2 separate regions of the Mus musculus genome follow, and region 2 is linked to region 1. A link is a contact called in ENCODE POLR2A ChIA-PET data. All regions are on one chromosome and are shown on one strand. The core of a region is the stretch at or near the end of the contact, and the rest is flanking DNA. Distances in the headings are between cores, read along the strand shown.

Region 1 (6,075 bases), core at 533-3,032:
GTGGATGGGGGGAAGCCACTTGGCCAGGGTTGCCGGGTCGTGTCTGAGATGTCTGCTCTTGCCTTCAACATTCCTTCTATCTGAGCTGGCAGCCTTCTGTAGCCTTCCTGTTTCAGGCCAGCAACTTGTCTCTCTGCAATTATTTTCAGGTCTCTGTTTACCACAGAAAGGAAGGAGGCAGCACAATGAGAGTCTGTTGGAAATTAATTATATTTTTAAGATAGGGCAAGTTCCACTATGCTTGCCTCGAACTCTGGATCTTCCTGCCTCAGCCTCCAGAGTTTTGGGATTACAGGTGTGTACTACCACATCCTCTTGCTATTTAATCCCATTTTAAATAGCAGGAGAAAAAAATATGTATTTTTTTTAGACAGGGCCTTAGACTCACAGCTATTCACCTGCTTCTGCTTCCCAAATGCCTGCCCCACCACAGGGAGAGAGAACAACCATGCCTTTCTCTCCGACTTATAGCGTGGCTGAGGAAGTGCCATCAAAACCAATCCCATTGTCCTGGGTACAGGTTTGGTTCTGACATCCACAGAGAGCGGTGGATGCCTAGGTCTGAGGCCAGCATGTTGCTTAAATAAGGTCATGTCTTATTTAGGGGTTCAGCCAGCACACACACATTCCAGTTGCCCCATGGACTCTAATCAGCTGAACCCTGAAATGGAAGAATACATTAAAACATACTGGTGTAGGTCCAGGGCTCCCCATCTACATTTTCTTTTCTTTCTTTTTTTTTTCTTATCCCTTCCCTTCTCCCTCTTGCTCCGGCCCGGCTCGCTCAGGCCCATAGGTTTTATTTGTTTCTCATTACAGATGGTTGTGAGCTACCATGTTGCTGGGATTTGAACTCATGATCTCCGGAAGTCAGTCAGTGCGTTTAACCGCTGAGCCATCTCACCAGCCCTAAATTTTCTTTTCAGTGTGTTTCTTTCCCTCTGCATTTGCATGGGAAGCTGCCCTGTAGCTTCAAGCTCTGTAGCTTGGAAGGGAACCTTGGTGGAGTCTGGTAAATAGCAAACGCCGGTTCCTTTGTGTCCAGTCAAGTCATGATGGGTAATCAAAGCCCTACTCCTTGTTGAGCAGTTAGGCTCCAGGTACATCGACAGTGTTTCCAGGAATCTTTATCATGGGCTTAAAAATACATCTCTAATAGGTGAGAAAACTGAGACTTCCGGATCGGGATAGCAATCTTGAGGAGGGTAACACATGTGTCTCTGGGCCAGACTCAAAAGCGCACACTGGTTTCGTTGCCTCTGCAGTAGCCTTCAAAGAGCTGCTCCTCCACTGGAAGATGAGAGGAAATCTTTTTCTCAGGTTATGGACGCCTAAGTTTTCCTTCAGACCAATTAAATCACAATCTCTGGGCTCGAAGCAGACATCGGTGTCTTTTCGGATTCCCTGTTTGATTCCCGTAAGCACCCAGGACACTGACCTGCCTTCTACTTTAACAGCCAGAGCCACTGGCTGGCGCTCATGAAAGCAAAACTCAAGCGGAGGCGCGGATGGAAGGAAGGAGGGGGATATTTCTCCTTATCTCAGCGTCAAAACCTGGGGAGGGGCCCTGGTGGGGGTCCCTGGGGGCTCAGGTGTGGCGCGGCTGCAGGAAGTAACCCCCTCCGGTGGCCCGGAGCGCTGGCCGATTGCGCCATCCTACTGGGCTTTCGTAACCGCGAGCCGGGGCTGCCAAGAGGAGCTTCAGCACCGGTTCCTCAAATGTTTCACTGTTGCCAGGACGGCCGGCTGCTGTGTGTCACGTGCATGTGGGAAGTCGCGCCCACACCGATCTGAGCCACGCCGGGGCGAGCGCTCGCAGTGCGAGCTGAGTGTGGAGCCCGAGGCCGAGGGCGACTGCTCTCGCTGCCCCAGTCTGCCGGCCGCCCGGCCCCGGCTGCGGAGCCGCTCTGCCGCCCGCCGTCCCGCGTAGAAGGAAGCATGCTGACCGTCGGCTGCACGCTGTTGGTCGCCCTGCTGGCCGCGCCCGCGGTCGCGCTGGTCCTCGGGAGCTGCCGCGCGCTGGGTAAGAGGAACCCGGAGCGGGCGTGGGGAATGTGACACTGTCTGGTTCCGTTCGCAGAGTGAGCCCCGCCGGTACCGGCTGCTAGCCTGGGCTGACTCACCTGTGCTGACGCGGTGGAGGTTCGCGCGCCCCCTGTTGCGTCTAGCGCCTATAACTGCGTGCTCCTGTCTGTGTCTGGCCAGTTACCTCAAGTCTGAGTACAGGACAGTGTGTTTTCCTGAAACCTGACTCTGGTGTCTGGTTCCCAGTGTTCCCAGTCTTACTCAACTGCATCCCGGGTCGCTCCAAAAAGAGATACCCAGAGGGCGCGCCCTAGTGGAACAGTAGTAGTCCCTTCTGGAGAGTCCTTTATGCCACTGGCTCTCTCTGCTTTAGTTGTGGCACCTCGCGTGGCTTTCCTTAGTTCTACTACATTCCATGTCGTGTGTAATGACAGTGACCCGACGGTGAAGGGTCTGACATCATGGGCTCTGAGTCATGGGTGTTCCCGCCTCACAAACTTACTCCTTTAGCCAACTAGCCCTAGCATGCAGAATGCCAACACCCACATCCATCCCAATCCTGTGAGTTTGACAGCAAAGGATGTGGGACCTCTTGGAACTGTGCCTCCGCCCCCTGCCCCAGCCCTCCCTGATTAGCAGGTGGACCAGGCGGAGGGTAGGGTAGGGGCACTGTGTTTACCTTCCTTGCACTCTGCCTTGTAGGTCTAGGCCTCTCTGTGGGCTCTGGCTTCAGGCCCAGCAGCCTGCCTGGTCTCTTCTGGAGGAACTGGGAGACTGCTTCTCTACAGGTTATTTTAGGGGCTGAGGGCTTATTCAACAACATAGAAAGAGCCAAAGGACATGGGGGAGATTTATCCTGTGCTGGTCGTGGGGACAGTGGCTTCCAGGCTTTCTTTCTGCCTGGAAGGTAGAATTCCTCAAGCTTGGTTTGTTACCCCTACCTATATTTTCTTTATATATATATATATAAAGAAAATATATATATATATTAGACAGGCTCTCCCATAACCCAGGCTGGCCTCAAACTTGTGCCTCTTCTGCCTCTATCTCTTGAGTGCTGGGATTTCAGGTATTAACCCACCCTGTATTTTACACGTTTTTAATCCTCTACAGGATTGACATAAAGCTTTGGGAGGAGCCTGAGGTTCAGAGAGATGCAATGGGAAGCATCAGGCCCCTCCGTGTCTCAGTGTTCTCCTGTGGGTACAGCTGAGGGCGTCTGGGGTAGGCTGAGCACCACTATCATCTGGTGGGATTCTGGGGGAGAAGACACTGATGAAAGAGAAGATCCCCGCTTAGCTGTTCATGGTGCCAGGCAGGACTGAGGTCCTCTCTTCCATCTTGGGAGAGCAGGACTGGGCCTCTCTGCCTGTCTCAGTTACTACTCAACATACCCCAGCGCCCCCACCACCACTTCCCTTTGTTCCTAAGGAGCTGCAAGGCACTTCGGAGACAGCGAGTTCTGTTTTCCTGTGGTTCAGAAAGGACACCCAAGGGTGGGGGTGTCTTCTGACCCAAACAGCCTTTAGAAGGCAGAACTGGGAGTCTGGGGAGGAAGTGAAAGCCCTGCCAGTTTAGAAGGAAGAGGCAGAGAAGTCCCCAGCCCATCTCCCACACCCACACTTGCACAGCTACAAACTGGAGAGTGACAATCAAGAAACAAGCACCAAACAGGAAGTGTGGAGCAAATGACTGAGATGTTTGGCTTTAGAGAAGTGAGGCCAGATGGAGATGGCTCTCTGGGGGGGAACCCATGGGTGGAAGATATACATAAACATATATATATGGGCAGGCGAGATAGCTCAGCACACGCACACACACACACACACACACACACACACACACTCTCCTCCATCCATCATCCTTAGTGGGTTTTTGCCTTCATGTATTCATGTCTGTGTGAGGGTTCCAAATCCTATGGAACTGGAGTTACAGTTGTGAGCTGCCATGTGGTGCAGGGATTGAACCTGGGTCCTCTGGAAGAACAGCCAGTGTTCTTAACTGCTGAGCCATCACTCCAGCACCAACAGGTGGGATTTTCATAGTCTGCCCCTCCAGGGCCTGCTAGGACTCCTGTGTCTTCTTCCACCTGGGGCCCAGGACCAGCTGGGACTGAGGCTTCTGCCAGGTCAAACTTTCTAGGCGCTGCTGACTGAGGACAGGCTGGGCATGGGTGGCTTCAGTCCCCCTTTCCTTCTGTAAGGCAAGAAAACACGCAGCAGCACCGATGCCTATGTATCTAAATCTCCTCCTGACTTCTGAATTCCCTCTGGGACAACCTCTTTCGGTCTACAAAACCTACCTGTATTCCTAGCCTCACCCTGAATCAGTATTTTTCTGAAGGATATATTTTTTATCTAGCATCAAATTTCGGCTAGGAAGGATAGATCTTTGTAAAAAAAAAATCACAATTTTTAAAACATTAGGGTTTGTGGGTTTTTTGTTTGTTTGTTTTTTTTTTTTTTTTGATATTTTGAGACAGGTGTTTCTTTGTGTAGCCCTGGCTGCCCTGGAACTCACTCTGTAGACCAGGTTGGCCTTGAACTTAGAGGTCTTTGCCTCCTGAGTGCTGGGATCAAAGGCCACGGTACCCAACCAAAAATGACAATTCTTGACCCCTGGCCACTCATTAAACATGTATCAGAAGAGCAGAGAGTGAGGTCTACACTTTGAAAAAAAACAAATTGTTCCTTGTGGCCCCTGGGCACTGGCTTGAGGACATTTGCCTAATGGTCAGGATGAGTAAAAGACCTTCTTCCCCTGCCAGGTTCCCTGTGACCAGAAGCCTCTCCCCGCCTTGGCTCTGCCCCTCCCCTTGTTTATTCGTTGCAACACATATTTATGTATTCCCTGTAAAGCCCTTGGGGACCAAGTGGGATCCGTCATGCACACTCCACCCTATAAAGGATCCTGAATGTGGCCAAAAGCAAATCCTGAGACAGAGCCAGTTCAGTCTCTCTGACCTGACACTGGGTACCAACTCTCCAGGGACAGATTGTCTCAGCAGTCAGCTAGACAGAGGAACCCTTCTGACTGGGACCCTAAAGCAACAGGAGCCTGCCTGTTCTCTACCCCATCTGACTGGCATCAAACTGTGCAGGCGCAAGTGTGGCCATAGCTGGGTTATGTAAACAAAGTAACTTCAGAGCTTCTGGCTTCAAACAGATGTCTCCTTCAGCAAGCTTTCCATCTGCCCCTGCAGGCCTGAGTGCCACCACTCAGTCATCAGCTTGAATCCAGGGCTAAAGCTATCTCAGATGAGCCAGTAAGTGAGTTTAAGCTATTAAACCTTAAATTAATAGAAAAAGTAAAATGGGCACATGAGATGGCTCAGCAGATAAAAAAAGGCATTTGCTGCCGACAGGGCTGATGAGCTAGGGACCCGGCGGGGGGGGGGGGTGCGGGGGGGGGGGGAGGTGTTACTCCCAAGGGTTTCTGTTTCTCTGGCCTCTACATATGTACTGTGGCTAGTGCATGCACATAAACAAACAAACAAATAAATGTAATTAAAACAAAAGCTGTGTATGGTGGCACATGCCCTTAGTGCCAGAATCTCTGTGAGTTTGTGGTCAGCCTGGTCTCCACAGCAAGTTCAAGAAAGAGGAAAAAAGGGTGATTTCTAGATGTGCTTGATGGTGTAACTCATATGGGAACTTGATGCAGGGGGATTGCAAGCTCTAGGTTAGCCTAAGCTACAGAGACAGGGTTGGGGTGGGGGTGGGGAGTAGGGGAACCCTCAAAAAAAAACACAAACAAACAAACAAAAACCAGGACAAATCTCTGTCCTTCATCACGCCTGTCACTTGCAGTGCGCAGTGGCTAGCTGTGGCTGGTGTGGCTGTGCATGTCTGCTCATGGGGCTTTCCCATAGCGGAGGGGAAGTGTGTCGGGTGAGGGGCTAGAGAGCTATGCGGTGTCTTCCAGACACCTGTTCCACCTGTATGCATGGTGCTCTGAGGGGGCATTGGAGCCTCTGGAACTGGAGTTACAGATGGTTGTGAGCTGTCTTGTGGGTGCTGGGGATCAAATCCTGCTTCATTGAAAGAACTC
Region 2 (6,481 bases), core at 494-2,993, 50 kb before region 1:
GTTGGACTAAGTTCTGCTGGGGGTTGCTTCCTAAGTGCTTCCCATTCATGAATGTGAACCCATGCTCACTGTTGGATGTCATGACAGGAATAGTGTGAGGGCCTGCCTTACTAGTCCTGGCTTATGGGAAGAGGTGTGTCTAAGAGCCACCTCTGACCCCTCCCTTTGTCTTTCCATTACAGCGCTGGTAATGGCTGGTGGTGGGTGCCTCCAGTGGCTCCTATGGTGGGGGCCACCCTGGGCACAGCCGAATACCAGCTCCTGGTGGCTCTGCACCATCCTGAGGATTTAGAACCATTTCCAAAGGTGATGGCATCTCAACTCAAGGCTTCAGACTTGGTTACTCTAGCTCAGCTGGAGTGTAAGCTGTGACAAGGACCAATCTTATCCCACTCTGCAAGAGCACCATGAGCTGGCCAGCACGCAAGACAGATATTCTTTGTATTACTATGCCAGACTAGGACACTTCTGTTTACCACTCCTGAAGGACTCCAGACTGGTCTTCTACCCTGGGAGCTTCCAGGCACGCAGTTCCTTAAAGGAGCCGCCAGAGGGTGTGCACGCTGGCTTTGGGAAGGTTTCTAGAATCGGGTGGGTGGAGGGATCCTAGGATCCTTTGAGGGGTAGGGCCTGGGAGCTTCTCGAGAGAAGCTTGGTTTCCTCTACTCTCCCTTCTTCACTTTTTCGTCTTAAGACGAGGTCTCCCTATGGAGTACTGAAATCTTCTATGCAGACCATAACGGCTTTGACTTCAGCGTGTTACTCAACACACCTAACAAGAGTGAATCTTTTTTTTTTTTAATGGTTTTTCGAGACAGGGTTTCTCTGTATAGCTCTGGCTGTCCTGGAACTTTTTGTAGACCAGGCTGGCCTCCAATTCAGAAATCCGCCTGCCTCTGCCTCGGAGTGCTGGGATCGAAGGCGCACGCTGGGACCAAAGGCATGCGCCACCACGCCCGGTTTAAGAGTGAATCTTTTTAACAAACAAAACCCAGTTTAAGTTTGACTCGGAAGTGATGGAGCACGCCTAGGGTCTCTGAGAATTTCAGGCCTTTCAGAGCTACATAGTGAGACATCCCCTCCCACTGACTCAAAACAACAACAACAACACAACAAAACCACTCGTACTTTGTGGCATTAGGGATTTGATTTAGGGCCTAGGCAAGGGCTCTGCCTCGGAGCTATCTTCCTGTCTTCTGGCTGCCAGCTCGGGAAATCTCTACGTTTCCTACCTTTGGCCTGACAGGAGCGCCAACGACCTCAGATAGTTCTTCGAGGTGTGTGTGTCCGCGCGCGTAATATACCACCCAAGGGAATGTGGTAAGGGGCAAAGTCAACTACTTATCGTCAGGAGAACCAAGTGGAGAAACTGAGGCACAACTCCCAGTCAATGCATAGCTGTGCCTTTTCAGGAAGTGAAAGGCCTTGAGATGAGCCAGGGCGAGGAGGGAAGCACAGCAGAGACTTGGGCTAGAGAGAAGTGTGCTACGGGGCTTCTTCATCACTACTCCCGCATCAGGCTCCTCCCCGAAGATGGTTTCTGGCAGAGAAAGCAGCATTCGCTCGGTTTCTGGCTTCCAAAATAAAGCAGCAGCATCCCAGCGTCCTCCAGCCTCGCCGATTGTGTGCGTGTCCCGGCTGGAGCTTGGGACCCCCCCCTTCCCTACGCACCAAGATGGCGCACGCCGCGCCCCTCACCTCCCCAAAGCCCCTCCCGCCCCCCGCCCGTGGCCGCAGCCGTCACTTCCGCCCCGCGGCCGAAACTGACACAAAGTAGCGGGCCGGGGCCCCGGGGGGGTCAGGAGAGCCGGGCTGCTGTGGGGGGGCGGGAGCCTGCGGGCAGCGGAGCCGAGCGCCCCCGCCCCAGCCCCCGGCATGGGCCGGACGGGGCCGCCGGGCCGAGCGCCGCGCGCGGAGCGCTAAGGTAAGGCGCTGCCACCGTGGGGCCGGGGGTGTGGACCGGGAGGGTCGGCTCTGGGAGGCGCGGGCAGCGGTGCCACGGGGAGCGGCTGTGGGAGGCTGGAGAGAAGGGCTACCAGGATGGAGAGAACCGGTAGCTGTGCGCAAGCTGGGAAAATGGGGCCCCGAAGGGGCGTGCGGAGCTGGGGTGTGAGGAGTAACCTGGTGCCAGCCTTTAGGTGCCTAGAGAGGGAGTTTGGGGCTGATAGGATTTGTCCCGGGAAGGTGGAGGTCTCTCTGTGCCCCAGGAAAACCAAGGGTGCCAGGGATGTTAGCTTTGGGAGCTCAGAGCTGTGTGGTGGGTCCTGGATACTGTCCTTGGAGAGGGAAGGAAGGTGGCCTCCGGTATTATTGTTTTCTCCTGTCTCGTCTATCTGCTAGCTTCCCCTGAAAAGGCTCTTGGTTGGAAAGGAGCGGAGGCCAGACCCAGAGGAGGAGTCTTTTTTCCTTCGTGGAGCGCTGCCTCTTTCCCATGGCTGGCTATTTTTATCCCAGATGTGGCTGCAGAGGGGGCTGGGGTAGGGTGACGGGGCAAGGCGACGTGGCTGGTGGGCCTAGTCGGTTTAGAAAACCAGGATATCCTGAGAGGGGGACCTTGTTACTGCACCCCTCTCGAGGATTGGGGCCAAAGTTGTTCTCAGTCTCCCCAGGGTCCTAGAGGTAAAAGTACTTTCCTGATCTGTATCCAGACTTGACGCTTGATGGTCAGCTTGCTCCACTGTTAACTCTTTCCAAGAAGGAAGACCCAGATGTTAGGGCTAACGATGCTTGATAGCCTCCCACTCGAGTGGGGCTGGGTAGGAGCCAGCAATGCCCACCCTGCATCCTCTCCTTTAGCGTCTGGTTCCACACTCCACCCTCCCCGTGACTCATGCTCTAGATTGGGTGGAGACCCTGGCTGGGGCCCTGGAAGAGGGTTTGGCATCGCCAAATTGTTCATGAGGTTTTTCTTCCAGAGCCAAGGGGGCAGCCACTGTTGCTTGCCACAGTTGTGGAGAGTCAGGAGTGAAAAGGACTTAGTGCCCCTCAGGACTGTCTGCTCTGAGGTCAAGGAGGGAGTGCACATTAGTGAAGGGAGAGCGGGAGAGGATGGCTGGGCTAGGACCACAGTCAGTAATTACAGAGATTGGGCAGACAGGCAATTAGTATCTCTTGGGACTGACAGGCTAGAGGCAAGGGAACTAAGGAGGGGCAAGGCTTTCCATCTGAAGGAAGAGGAGTTTCCTGTGGCCTGGACTTACACCTTTTTAGGAGAAAGTACATGAGAGGGTGGGAGGAAGCAGAGGCTCTCTTGAGCCTGTTCTTAGTGTCATTCTGACTGGAGTAGACTCGGGGTGAGAGAGAATGGTGACCCCTTAGCAGGACTGGGAAGACCTCTCTGATGGCCCCAGAGGGTGGCTGGACAAGATTGAGAGGAAATGGTTTGAGGACTGTCTGCAGGAAGTGGTGGCCATGTGTCTGATGAGAACCCTCCTGGGGAGGAGGTGATAATGGAAGCCCCAGTAATGAAAGTAGGGGTGGGGACATTAGGAGCTTTCTAGAAGGGTGGAACATGGCCACCCTGCTTCCTGATGCTCTGCCAGGTGTTTCCTGGTTCCTAGCTCTCCACCCAACCCACTAGGGCACATTCTGCTTTCTAGTACCGGCAGCAGCTGTCATTGCCACTAGGACGGCACACGGGACAGCCATTGTTCCTCAGGTGGATACCTTGAGAGCTACGTCTCACTTGTTATATCTGGTCTCTTCTAGGCCCTTTCCCTATAGGCTCTGGCTTCTGTAAATTCTCAGTTCCCTCATGTTTTCCAGGACAGAGGGAAGGCCTCCCTTTTCTCTCAGGTTTTCATGTCAGTGCAGGAAGGTGAGCGTTAGTGGAGTTGGAGGAGGTGGGGAGGGCAGGGCAGAGCAGAGCTAGGATAGTTTTCAGAAGGCATCTGATGTGGGCAGTGAAGAATTCTGCGTGTGTCTGTTACTTTCTTGCAGGGTCTCCCATGGATTGCTGGAACCTTGCTGGGTGAGATGGCACTGTGTGCAAAAAAGCGCCCCCCAGGTAAGAGAGGCAAGAAGTGGGTCTCTGGGGGCATGATGAAAATGGCTGTTGTTATGACTGAGGGAGCCAAGGGAAGAGGAAGGACTAGTATGGTTCTGAGAAAAAAGGACTAGGCGTCCTGAGCGGGTAGTTTAAGAAGCTAAATTCATTTCATCCTTGGGCTGATGCTCGGCCGTGATTGCTAGTCACCAACCTCTTAACTCAAAAGCATCTGCAATACCTACTCTTTGGCCTGGGCTCTTGGGCTCTGGCCTCCTTTGCCTACCCACCGGAGTCCTCGGTTTCCCGCGGAAGGAGGGGTTGTCTGTGGGTTGAAAGCCGTTGTCCTGGACAACGCGGGCGGTCCGCTCTCCCGCATTGGCTGGGAGAGGGGGCGGGGCCATGCGCTGGCTTTCGCCTACGCGGCACTGGCAGGCTTCGGCTCTGCAGTGGGAGCAGGTGGGGCGGAGCCTGGGGCGTGGGCTCCAGGTCCGGGCCACTCGGAGCTCGCCTCAGTCCTGAGGTTCGGGAGCGGAGCTCCTGCAGAGCTGGTGGTCCCAGGCGCAGGTGGCCGTGAGGATGGCTTGGGCTGCGGGTGTCGCTCACGCCCAGCGGCCGGGGCTCCCCTCTGCGTGGCCGCAGCTCTTGCGCCTCCCTGGGGGGCCGCCCCGTAGGCGACGCTGAGGCCCAAGGACAGTCAATGCGCCTTTTAAAAACGGGATCATGACGGTCCCCAAGGAGATACCCGAGAAGTGGGCCCGGGCCGGGGCACCTCCCTCTTGGAGCCAGAAGAAGCCTTCTTGGGGGACAGGTAACGGGGAGGCAGAGTCTGGCAGCTCTCACAAATCTGTAGTTTCCCCCCTCTGACCTCCACATTCCCTTGTCTTTAGCCTCCCTTCCTCCAAAGGGCTCTTTGCGGGCCCTTTGGGACCCTCCTTTTTTCTTGCATGGTGTTTGGAGATTAGGGTCTCAGTAGGAAAGGGGACCCTTTGAGGGAAGTTTCTGGGTGTCAGATGTGTCATTTGTCTGGGGACTCTGTGGCCTGAGGTTTGTTACTGCATTGTGCTTGTTGGGGGAAGAGGTCTGGAATTCTGTCAGATGTAAGGTTGGGCAAGCTTACTGCGTAACCAAGTTACTGTCCCTTTTAAGTCTGAGGGGCTACCCTTCATCGGACACCTCTTATTCTTGGCCCTGGAGTTGGCCCTGCAGCGTGGAGTCTGCGGGGTTTAGGTTGAATGCTGCTAAATAAGGGTCACTAACAGTGATGTTCGCTTTAGAGGAAATACTTGTAAATGGTAGGAAAAAGGTTGCAGTTACTTCTTATCCTCTCTCCATTTCTGCTCAGTCTGCATGACCCACATCTCTGACATACACACCCCCACACTTGAAGATGAGCTTTGCAATAGGATGATGTCATTGTCCACCAGTCAGAAGCTGCTTATGGTGACATGTGACAAGAGACTCCTTTAGAGAGACTGCACGTGGGCCTGGGATGCTGCAGCAGAGTGCTTTTAGGGCACTGTGACCCTCAGTCTTGGCATCACCCACCAAGCTCCTCCCTGCGATTAGGGCAAGGAGAGTGCTGGGTGTAGGTTTGCAGTGGTCTCCACAAGGAAGGAGGCTTTGTACCCTTAGCGCTACTGCTTGGCTATGACAAAGGATGTGTTAATAACAAAAGCAAAGGATCTGGGGATGCCAGGGGGAAGGGGGAGGAACAGAATGCTCCTGGAGAATGACCTTGATGGGTGATAGTTAGGGACAGAGGACTTGTCCTGTGCTATAAATGTATCCTAAGGAGTAGTGGCACAGCCCTTGGAAGGCTGAGGAGGATGGAATCACACACAGTGAGACTTTTATCTCAGAGGGAAGTAGGGGAGTAGTGTGCAGAGCGAGCCATGTGGCCTCAGCTGTTGGCAAACTGTAGATTGGAGCCAAGAATTAATAAGACCAACGCTGTCTCCTGTGGAAAGGAGCAGTGGCTGAACAGAGCCCTCACCAAGGTTGCGGTTAGTTTGCTCCTCCTGACAACCCCTCGTTCTATTGCAGAAGAAGAGCGGAGGGCGCGGGCTAACGACCGTGAATACAATGAGAAATTCCAGTATGCGGTAAGTGGTCCCTGCTTCAGGCTGGAAGGGGAAGAGTATTGGAAAATCCAAGGCTGAGGCTGGTGGCCGACTGGGAAGGGTGATTGAGGGAGGCAGGAAAACGTTTTTTTGCCCAGTTTCCATCTGCTGTTAGGCTGAAATTCTCAGGCTTTTTGTCACTGAAGCAAAATGCTTTGACCTAGGGGACAAATACATTGTCCTGGGGAGACTTTCTTCTGTCCTCCTCTTCCCTGTCCCACAGCTGTGGGCTGGCAGGGCGAGGGGTGTATGAGTGTAGAAGGTTTGGGAAGTACAGAGTTGGGAGAGGCAGCTCAAGCCCAGCTCTAGGTTGGGGTGAGGGGGCCTCATTATCCCCCTTGTTGCCATAGAGTAACTGCATCAAGACCTCCAA

What was found. ChIA-PET counts read pairs that join two places held with the same protein, here RNA polymerase II (POLR2A).
Region 2: POLR2A ChIA-PET joins it to region 1 with 31 read pairs in Patski. The contact joins the promoter of Atp8b2 here to the promoter of Il6ra in region 1. POLR2A ChIA-PET finds 5 or more read pairs at or near these places in 4 of 5 experiments (Patski and embryonic stem cell).

Annotation. Positions count from the first base shown.
Region 1 is chr3:89,908,903-89,914,977 of GRCm38, reverse strand. Il6ra (interleukin 6 receptor, alpha) reads left to right here and starts at 1,782. Exons shown (of 10, transcript NM_001310676.1): 1 at 1,782-2,023. The coding sequence starts at 1,939.
Region 2 is chr3:89,958,600-89,965,080 of GRCm38, reverse strand. Atp8b2 (ATPase, class I, type 8B, member 2) reads left to right here and starts at 1,743. Exons shown (of 28, transcript NM_001081182.3): 1 at 1,743-1,924; 2 at 3,940-4,006; 3 at 6,032-6,090; 4 at 6,459-6,481. The coding sequence starts at 3,976. It also overlaps the pseudogene Aqp10-ps.